Regions from separate parts of the Homo sapiens genome. Here region 1 is linked to region 2. Evidence: chromatin contacts called from ENCODE Hi-C or POLR2A ChIA-PET data. All regions are on one chromosome and are shown on one strand. The core of a region is the stretch at or near the end of the contact, and the rest is flanking DNA. Distances in the headings are between cores, read along the strand shown. Region 1 has its middle 120 kb from the start of SNORD155. Region 2 overlaps GAP43 (growth associated protein 43).

What was found. A loop is a pair of places that touch in the nucleus more often than their neighbours do. ChIA-PET counts read pairs that join two places held with the same protein, here RNA polymerase II (POLR2A). Pooled maps may share reads with other maps.
Region 1: a map of B cell shows a loop between it and region 2 (11-fold over the local background). The contact joins two enhancer-like sites. A Hi-C loop is called at or near these places in 17 of 168 maps with a recorded cell type or tissue (B cell, CD4-positive, alpha-beta T cell, CD4-positive, alpha-beta memory T cell and 11 more), 13 of 37 single-sample maps with no recorded cell type and 30 of 50 pooled maps. POLR2A ChIA-PET finds 5 or more read pairs at or near these places in 15 of 52 experiments (AG04450, B cell, CD4-positive, alpha-beta T cell and 9 more).

What each region holds. Positions count from the first base shown.
Region 1 is chr3:115,781,984-115,786,444 of GRCh38, forward strand. No RefSeq gene overlaps it. Among named protein-coding and RNA genes, the nearest start is that of SNORD155, 120 kb to the right of the region's middle. RefSeq lists enhancers at 2,061-2,561, 2,593-3,271 and a silencer at 2,302-2,351. Within about 2 kb of position 2,113, at least 38 of the 41 ENCODE cell types and tissues checked have a DNase peak (open chromatin) inside an H3K27ac peak, as active enhancers do; they include B cell, CD4-positive, alpha-beta T cell, CD8-positive, alpha-beta T cell and 5 more, where a contact is called at or near this core.
Region 2 is chr3:115,657,612-115,661,784 of GRCh38, forward strand. All of the region lies in intron 1 of GAP43 (growth associated protein 43), which reads left to right. Among named protein-coding and RNA genes, the nearest start is that of GAP43, 36 kb to the left of the region's middle. RefSeq lists enhancers at 180-1,052, 1,053-1,924 and silencers at 846-1,075, 1,256-1,325. Within about 2 kb of position 1,285, at least 35 of the 41 ENCODE cell types and tissues checked have a DNase peak (open chromatin) inside an H3K27ac peak, as active enhancers do; they include B cell, CD4-positive, alpha-beta T cell, CD8-positive, alpha-beta T cell and 5 more, where a contact is called at or near this core.

The sequences.
Region 1 (4,461 bases), core at 863-3,362, 130 kb after region 2:
CAACTATCTTTATGATTTGAAGGTGGGTGTGAAACCAGGCTCACCTAAGTTGTCACTGATCTGCTGGTTCACCCTGTTGGCATGGGCTCCTTCAAGTCCTGCTAGATACCCCTGCTTCTGCTTCTCTGAATCCCTGGCTAGGTATGTGTATGTTTCCTTGGTGAAAAGCGTCAGTTTATGCTGCAAGTCATTTACATGGAGGCCATGAGAAACAACTATGAGTTTCATTTTTTCTTTGCTGTATCCATTTCGTATGCATCTTTCCTTCTTGATCGTCAGCCCTGCAGACTTCACGCCCAAGAGTAGATGCAGAGGCCTTAGACTACTTAACACATTCTCATAATTGCATAGAATCTAAACCCTATAATAAATCCCTGGTTTTATATCACTCACAATGGTTCTACTTCCCTAATAGAACTATAACTGATACATATGCAATGTAGTATCGCATAGCTAGAGTTTCCATACAGTATAAAAGAATATTAGTTTATTTTTCACTATGATTTTGATTTACATTTTTATCACATCATATCTCTTTTACCTCTATAGCAGGCTCAAAACTTGCTATAGATTGAAATGCTTACAAAAGAGTAGTTCTATCATTCTTTAGTATTTCTCAGACTATTACTGTGTCTGATTACTAAGGAACAAAAATGTTTATTTTTATAATTAAGTACATATACATTAATTTTGTTGTACATTTTTTTGCTTTCAACATCAAATTCTGTTTATGCATGCACGTGTAGCAGAAATTGTTGTGCCTTGTATGAATGTTTTTATAGTCCTTAAAAATAATGGATGCAATATCTGTGGTAGCCTGACAGTTTAAATAATGTTCCATTGCTCATTTTATTCAACAGATTTCCATTCAGCAGTTCTTAGCGGTATCTACAATATGTCCAGATCAGTGAATTTCTATGAGGGATTCAAAAGAAATATAAGACACAATTCCTTCTCTCGTGAAACTTATGGTCTAATATTTACTTTTATAAATAAAGGAGAGATTGAGAGACAGATTGTGTGAGAGAGTGAGTGTGTGTGTGTGTGTGTGTGTGTGTTAGGGAAGAAAGGGTTGACTTGTAGCCCTCCCCCAGGGGTGCAGCTTCAAGTAATAACAGTCCGTATTAGGGCAAGGTGGGTACTGTGGCAAACTGGAGAGCCACTTGCCCCTTCTAATGGCAGTAACAGCTCCTCAACTCCCACCAATGGGGTTACCATTTAGGTCAAGTCTCTAGATGTTCTCTTGTTCAAGGGATGCTGTAAATTGGGACAGTTACATGAAAATTCCCACTTAAAAAATATGCACGGAGCGGGCACGGTGACTCACACCTGTAATCCCAGCACTTTGGGAAGCCGAGGCAGGCGGATCACCTGAGGTCAGGAGTTCGAGACTAGCCTGGTCAACATGGTGAAACTCCGTCTCTACTAAAAATACAAAAATTTCCCGGGCGTGGTGGCGCACGCCTGTAGTACCAGCTACTCAGGAGGCTGAGGCAGCAGAATCGCTTGAACCTGGGAAGCAGAGGTTGCAGTGAGCCTAGATTGCGCCATTGCACTCCAGCCTGGGCAACAAGAGCGAAACGCCGTCTCAAAAGAAAACAAAAAAAATGCACGGAGGGAAAACAGCCCGGAGGCTGAATCCTGTCCAACAGTAGTTATAACCCTAGTTTTTCCAACACGAGTAAATATAAAGGCATCTTGCTCCTCTGGAAATAGGGAGAACCAGACCTAGCTATCTTCTTGAAAAAGAAAAAAAAATACTTCTGCATCCTCTCAACTTAAAACGAAGGAAATAAGATAGTTATCAATCAGCATCATTTGGGCATATTGTTATTATTTACTATCATTTTATTAAAATTAATAATAGATTTACTGTAAAAACAGAGCCTGCCTTGCGCGTAGCACTCGATAAACGCTTTTTATTATTCTGCTTGTTGACGCTGTTACCTCTCTTTTGGAGTAAAAGGGGGCGGAATCGCAACAAGACCCCAGGACCCCGTGTGCGCGCGCGTGTCGGGGGAGCTGACCTATGACAAACATGTGCAGAGCTCTAGTACCCAGCCACGCGGAGGCTGCCGGTTGACAGAAGCGTTGCCGCCCCCTGCCGCCGAGTTCACCCTGCCGTCACTGCTGGAAGCCGCACCCCTAGGAAAGGCTGCAAACCCACCCTGCCCCCAACACACCCGCGCTCCCTCTCTGCAGGCCGGCTCCATCCCCGCCCCCAGGTGGCCAAGCAACACCGCCTTCTAGCTTCCTCCCGACCGGGCGGCGCCTGCAGCTGCCTGGGGAAGGAGCCCCGCAGCAGCGCGAGCGGGTGGGCGGGGGGTGCGCGGGCCGCAGGGCAGGAGGGAGGGCGCAGGTAGGCGGGCGGGGAGAAGCTAGGCGGCCGGGCCGAGCGGTCGCGCCCAGCCCTGCCTCTCTCCCTTCTCGACTCACAGGCGGCCTGACTCACTCCTTTGTTTCTGGAAAAGATCTATCTGTACTAGCCCGAGGCGGAATTCACCCCGCCCGCACTCATCAGAAATCGTTTGCTTATTCTCTGCGCCCCTCCGTGCTCGCCTGGGACGCGGGCGGAATCCTGACGCAGGCTGTCAGCCGCGGTGACGGGTGACACCGGGTGAGCAGCCGTCCGCGCCGCCTTCCCTGCGCCGACGGGCAGCGCGGCGTTCGGCGCGCACTGCTGCCCCCTCGTGGCAGGAGCAAGCATCGCAGCAGCGCCGACACCACCGCCCACCTGCAGCCCGGGGAGCGTCACTTCTGGGTGTTTTTCAAAGGGAGCATTTTTACAGCTCCATTCAACTGCTGGGATTAGGAGATGTGGCTCCCAGGTTGATTACTAATGAATGAGAAGGGGTGTGGTCTGTGCGTGTATGTTCTTGTGTGCGTGTACGCGTGTGAGAGAGAGAGAGGGAAGGGGGGAGAACAACTGTAAGAGCATGTTTGTGGTGACAGGATAATGGAGAAGGGAGGAAGGAAGGGGAAAAATGAAAGAGATTAAAAAGCAAGAGAGGCAAAGTGACAGTGACGAGGGAAGAGAGTGACAGGGAAGGATGCAGAAAGAATGCAGGGAGCAACAGTTTGATGGGAAATGGGAGGGGACTTCTGCATGAGAGAGAGGTGAGGATTTGACATCCGTGAGAGGTAAAGTTTCATTTTGGTGAAGTGAACCTTGTGAACATTTCAATATACCTCTCTCCTGCTTTACGTCCCATTTTGTTTGGCAGCTGCTAGAAATGAGTTTCCGTTTTTCTGTCTTGTTTTAATATTCTCATGTCTCCCACATCACTGAGATCATTAGAGGCAGAAACAATTATGTCATGCATTCCCTGCATCTGACAGAACCCTCTGTGCGTGCTGGTTTATTAACTCCAGCCTTGCCCCTCTGCCATCAGCTACATCTGCTTTTGTTATTCTGATCCACGTTTCATGAGCATGCACACACACACTCTCTCCCTCTCTCCACTGACCTCTGTGGGCTCACTTGTCCTTTGGGAAATAGACCAGTAGCTGCTCAGAATCCAAATGTACGTGACAAACACTCTTGAAAAGGCTTCTGCCACCTACTCATCAACAAACAAGCAAAACAAAGCCCCAACAGCCACAAATAGCCACAAAAAAAGGTTCTTCTGGATCACATCTGTAACTCTTGACCTAATCCTTTCATTTTCCCTAGAAGAACAAAAGAAAGAGAGAGTTTTTGCAGGATCTGTGTTAGGCTATAGCTTGTTATGGTGGCAAAAAGGTTAAAAGGGATTTTCTATACCCCATTCTTGGTTACTATTTTGCCAACATTACCCCCCACACAAGTATGTGTGTGGGGGGCCACATTTAGAAAGTCTGGACAGGATGATAAAAATTGTTTTGGCAGAAGATAAATCATTGCATATGGGCGTGGGCAGTAATGCCCAAACTCATTTACCGTAACAAATGGTTTCATGAAAATATTTTGGTCAGTACAGCTTATTTTGGCATACTGAGAGGTGGTTGCCTATCTGTGTGATTGCATAGAGAGGATGGACATCTTGTGGGTCAGCATTGCTTAATTCATTCAGAGGGAGCTCTGAGGAGAGTGGCCATCCTTCGTGTTTGACCTTCATACTGAGGCGTGCCCAGGGATTATTGAGGATAGGAATTCAGTTTGGAGATAAACCATTCTTTCATAATTTTAGTAAATGGATTATGATGCACATAAACAACAAGAAGAGAAAAATGCTTTGGGACTTCCAAATACAAAACCTTTCTCTGACATGGTTATGTGAGAGGGGGAGAGTTATAATATTTTTGCCGCAATCAGTTGTTCTGAAGTTCAACAGAGATAATATAAGTGAACATGCTTTGCAAACTCAGAGGATGCTCCCTGAAGCAAAGGCAAAACAATGCCATAGAGACAAAGGATGTTTGCCACAAGTGTTTCAGAACCAATTGACTATGTTATCTCCAAATCATTAAATAATTGTTTAA
Region 2 (4,173 bases), core at 35-2,534:
AATTAGTCTTTTCTAGTTAATAATCTTATGTGATGAGATTTGGCCTTGCTCCTTTGGTGACTTGCCTCAAGGAGCCCCAGGCAAAACCAATGTAACATATATTAATAATATATGAAATAATATATTTTGTAGACACAATTGCCTTATGTTGTCCAGGCTAGCCTCGAACTCCTGAGCTCAAGCAATCCTCCCCACCTCTGCCTCCCAAAGTTCTGGGATTACAGACGTGAGCCGCCGTACCCAGCCAAAAATGTTTATTTTGATTAGATGACTGGTATTAATCTGATTAACCAAAGAGACAAGGTATTACTAAATTCCTCATCCCTGGTAACATTTCCATGTTAGCTGTTTTCTATTTGTTTTTTCTTTTCCACAATGGTGCGGCCTAGAAACAGTTAACCTTCTTCGGGGTATTACATACCTTAGACATATAAAAAAGCTATGAGCATTCAACACTGAAATAATCATATAAACCAAACATACTGCACACTACTTCAGGGATACTCTGAAGCCCATCCTTAGACCCCAGACTCAAACAAAACAAAATACGATGTAAAGAACTGACACAAATCATCAGAGTTTAGAGAACAACGTGACGGGCAGCAGAGGAGAGGAGAGGGTTGAAGCAAACTTTTTTGGTTTTTTTTTCCTAAGTAGGGCTGGTTCTGGCTTGTCTTCCTTCTCCCCACTTTGCTTCTTACTCTTGGGCTTACAAACTGCCTGGTTTCCCTTCTCCAAGTCAGGGCTTCGTTTCTCTGCCTTGGCCTTCCTACCCCACCTTCTGCGTTCTGACTCCATGAGGCCCTTTTCGCGTCTCATTTTCTGCCTTCTTTAGGCGTTCCCTCGGCGGCTCTGCAGTGTGATCTCATCTCTTTGTTTCTCCCCGGCTGCCGTCAGTCACCGGCTCTCTGCGCCCCCACCCGCGCGGGCTCGCGGCCGTGCTGCGGGCGTGGCCTCAGCCGCTGAGACCCTGGGGACCGCAGGGCGTGGCGCGGCCTCCGCCCGCTGCACGGAGAGCCCCCCAGAGGCAGCGACACGGCGCTTGGGGTCCGCGGGGCTCCTCCTCCAACTCCGCAGACCTCCGGGGAGGCCTCTTGCTCCCCGAACACCCGGGAGTTCGCTTTCATTTTTAACGAATCTCCACAATCTCTTGTTTGGGAGATAATTGCTTCTTTCAGGGGCTTGGAGAACAAAAGCGTCAGCCCAGGGCCCCAGGTCTCTCCGCGGGAGGAGGGCACCCAGGGGCGATGCGCCGGGCTCTCTCCTTCGCCCTTCTTGGCCCGCTCGCCTTCAGCTCCCACCCGCAGCAGCAACCGCAGCCTGCTTCCGGGGACTGAGCAGCCCTGGGTCAGCCAAGGTTAAGCAGCGGGTGGGGAAGAGGAGAGAAAGCTGGGTCAATTGGAAGTAACCTTCTTGTACCGCCCACTTTTTCCTTGCTTGGAGGCGGCAAAAAGCACTTTAGCATTCTTCGGGCTGTTTGCGCCTCTTTCTCTAACAGGGCCAGGGGAGTGGAAGAGCGGCCGGCAGGAAGGTTTCTTTGTCAGCAAAAGCGGACCTTTGGAAACTAAACAGCAATGCTCTGTCTTTAGAAGACAGCACAGGAAGGAACAAACAGCTGAGGAGTGAAGGCCAGAGACCCCATTTGGAAAACAATGGCCTTTCATGATTATTACTATTTTTAAAAAGTTTTCTAGGCTTTTTCATTTGAACTTTCCATTTCTCACTATGAAATGCAGGTTCTATAGACAATTGCACACAAGTTTCTTTTTCGGGGGGGAGGGTAAACGAAGCAGGTGGAAAGAAGTGAGATGATTGTAGACGTGGCCAAATTTAGACTTGGTGTGAGATTTCCTCTTCGCTTGGAAACACATGGCACCAGCATGCATTTGTTCATTCATTCAATAATGTGAATGAACATTAAACACTACGATGTGATGGGCTTTGTCACAGGCTGTAAGTGGCTTCAGGTCCACATGAAAGGAGAGCGAAAAATTAAAATAAAATATTAGAGAGAGAGAAAAGGGAAGAGGGGCAAGGTGTCAGGCAGCAAGCTTCTTAGGGTCAGAATGGGTCCCCATCCCTAAAAGCTGATGACTGAAGAGACCCACGAGGGTAGACGAGCTGTAGAGAGACAATACTGCATCTGCCAGTGATGAGTGTAGGAAGCTCATGAGGGTTAGAACCTTCCCTCTCTGTTTTCTGACCTCTTTTTCTTTTTAAATAGGTTGAAGCCAACTGTGGTAGAGGATAACAGTGATTCGCGTATCTTATTTATTTATTTTTAGCAGCCCCCTCCCCCGCAACTAGGACAGTGAGTTCCATTCAGATTTTCAACACAGCTAAAAACTTGGCTTTAAAACTTGTGAAGGGAGACATTTCTTTAGAATCTTTCACTTTTTTCATCGCAGAGGCTTTGGGGGAATGTTTAGCTTTTTGCTGAATCATGAAGGGTTTGTTACTGCATTCTGAGAGGGTAGGAATTAGATGCCTAAAGGATGGTGTCTGCTTTCCTGTTGAGGTGGTTTATTTAACAGTTCATAGAGGCATGCAGGTCAAGTCATCCTTAACTGTACAGAGTCAAGGGTATTGCCACATGGGAGGCTGGCCAGCGGAGAAGTTTGGTGCTCTCTCAGTTTGGAGATCCTCATGTTGTATACATATTCCAAAATTCCCAGTAATTATGTACCTATAATTATATACCTATAAATACCATTCCAGATACTAGAATAAGATCACAGATAACTTCTTAGATGTTTCTTTTCTAGAGAAATAGGGAAACAGAACATATATACATTTGCACACAATTCAAACTTACACTTTGAATGTTTGTCTTAAATCTCCTAGTCAACTCCCTTAATGTACAGACAAAGAAACAGATCCAGAGAAGTGAAGAGACTTTCATAAAGTTGGAGTCAGGTTGGGATATGTCAGGCCTGGCCTTCTTGCTGCTGATTATTTCTCTGAATTTTATAATAGAGGCACCTCTGAAACTGTCTGAAACTTTTCATTTAAAGAGATATTCAAAAAGAACTGTAGATTTCTCAGAACGGGTGTGTTTAGTCTGAGTGTTGTGGGCCAGTATATTTCATCATTGAATGTGCAAAAGATTTGTTAAAATGGAGATATTGGTTCAGTGGGCCTGGGCGGGGTGACAGTCTGCATTGCCAGCCCAAACTGCCCTTAGTGGTGCAGATGTTGCTGGTCCACATGTGGAACGGCTAGGCTGTAGACAGCATCTGTCCTCCTTGCCTTTCCTTCTTGCTGAGGGAACAGCCCTGGGGATTTAAGAAGCCCTTTTTGTTTCTGTTGCCAGGTCACTGTGCTCCCTTAGCTAATCTCGATAGCTTTCACTGCCTTGTCTTCATCCAGATCTAAGATTGTTAGAAATAGTCCCTAGAGACAGGTGTCTTGAGCTGGAGGGTGTGATCCTTTGTATAGTGACTTAGCACCATTTAACTTGGTTCCACAAAATGTTTCTTTCACACATAAGCAATTTACTCAACTCAGATTGTTAAAAAAAAAACTGTTTTTCCTTCCACAAGTGTCCTCCCAGCTGCAGCTCATTGCACTCCCTTGCAGCTGGGAGTGCAGCTGGCATGCTGCTAGCTCACTGGTCTGGCCCTTCCACTGGAACCCAGCAAGTTTTCTGTGCTTTTTTTCACCACTCTCTTCTATCCTGCACTTCTGCATGTGACGCCTAGATTTAGCTGTAAGTGCCTTTGTGCAGCATCTGAGTTGAGCAAGCTGCTAAGATATAACTGGGCAGAGGTTCTTCTAAGGCAGGCAAACTTCAGTGTCACCCAAAGGGTGGTTTGACTTGGCTTTGCTTTGTCAAGCCCACCGGGCTTTGATATGACTTTGTTTTTGTTTGTTTGTTTGTTTGTTTTTGTTTTTTTGAGAGGAATCTCGCTCTGTCGCCCAGGCTGGAGTGCAGTGGCGTGATCTCTGTTCACTGCAAGCTCTGCCTCCCGGGTTCACGCCGTTCTCCTGTCTCAGCCTCCCGAGTAGCCGGGACTACAGGCACCCGCCACCAAGCCTGGCTAATTTTTCGTATTTTTAGTAGAGATGGGGTTTCACTGTGTTAGCCAGGATGGTCTCGATCTCCTGACCTCGTGATCCACCCGCCTCGGCCTCCCAAAGTGCTGGGATTACAGGTGTGAGCCACCGCACCCA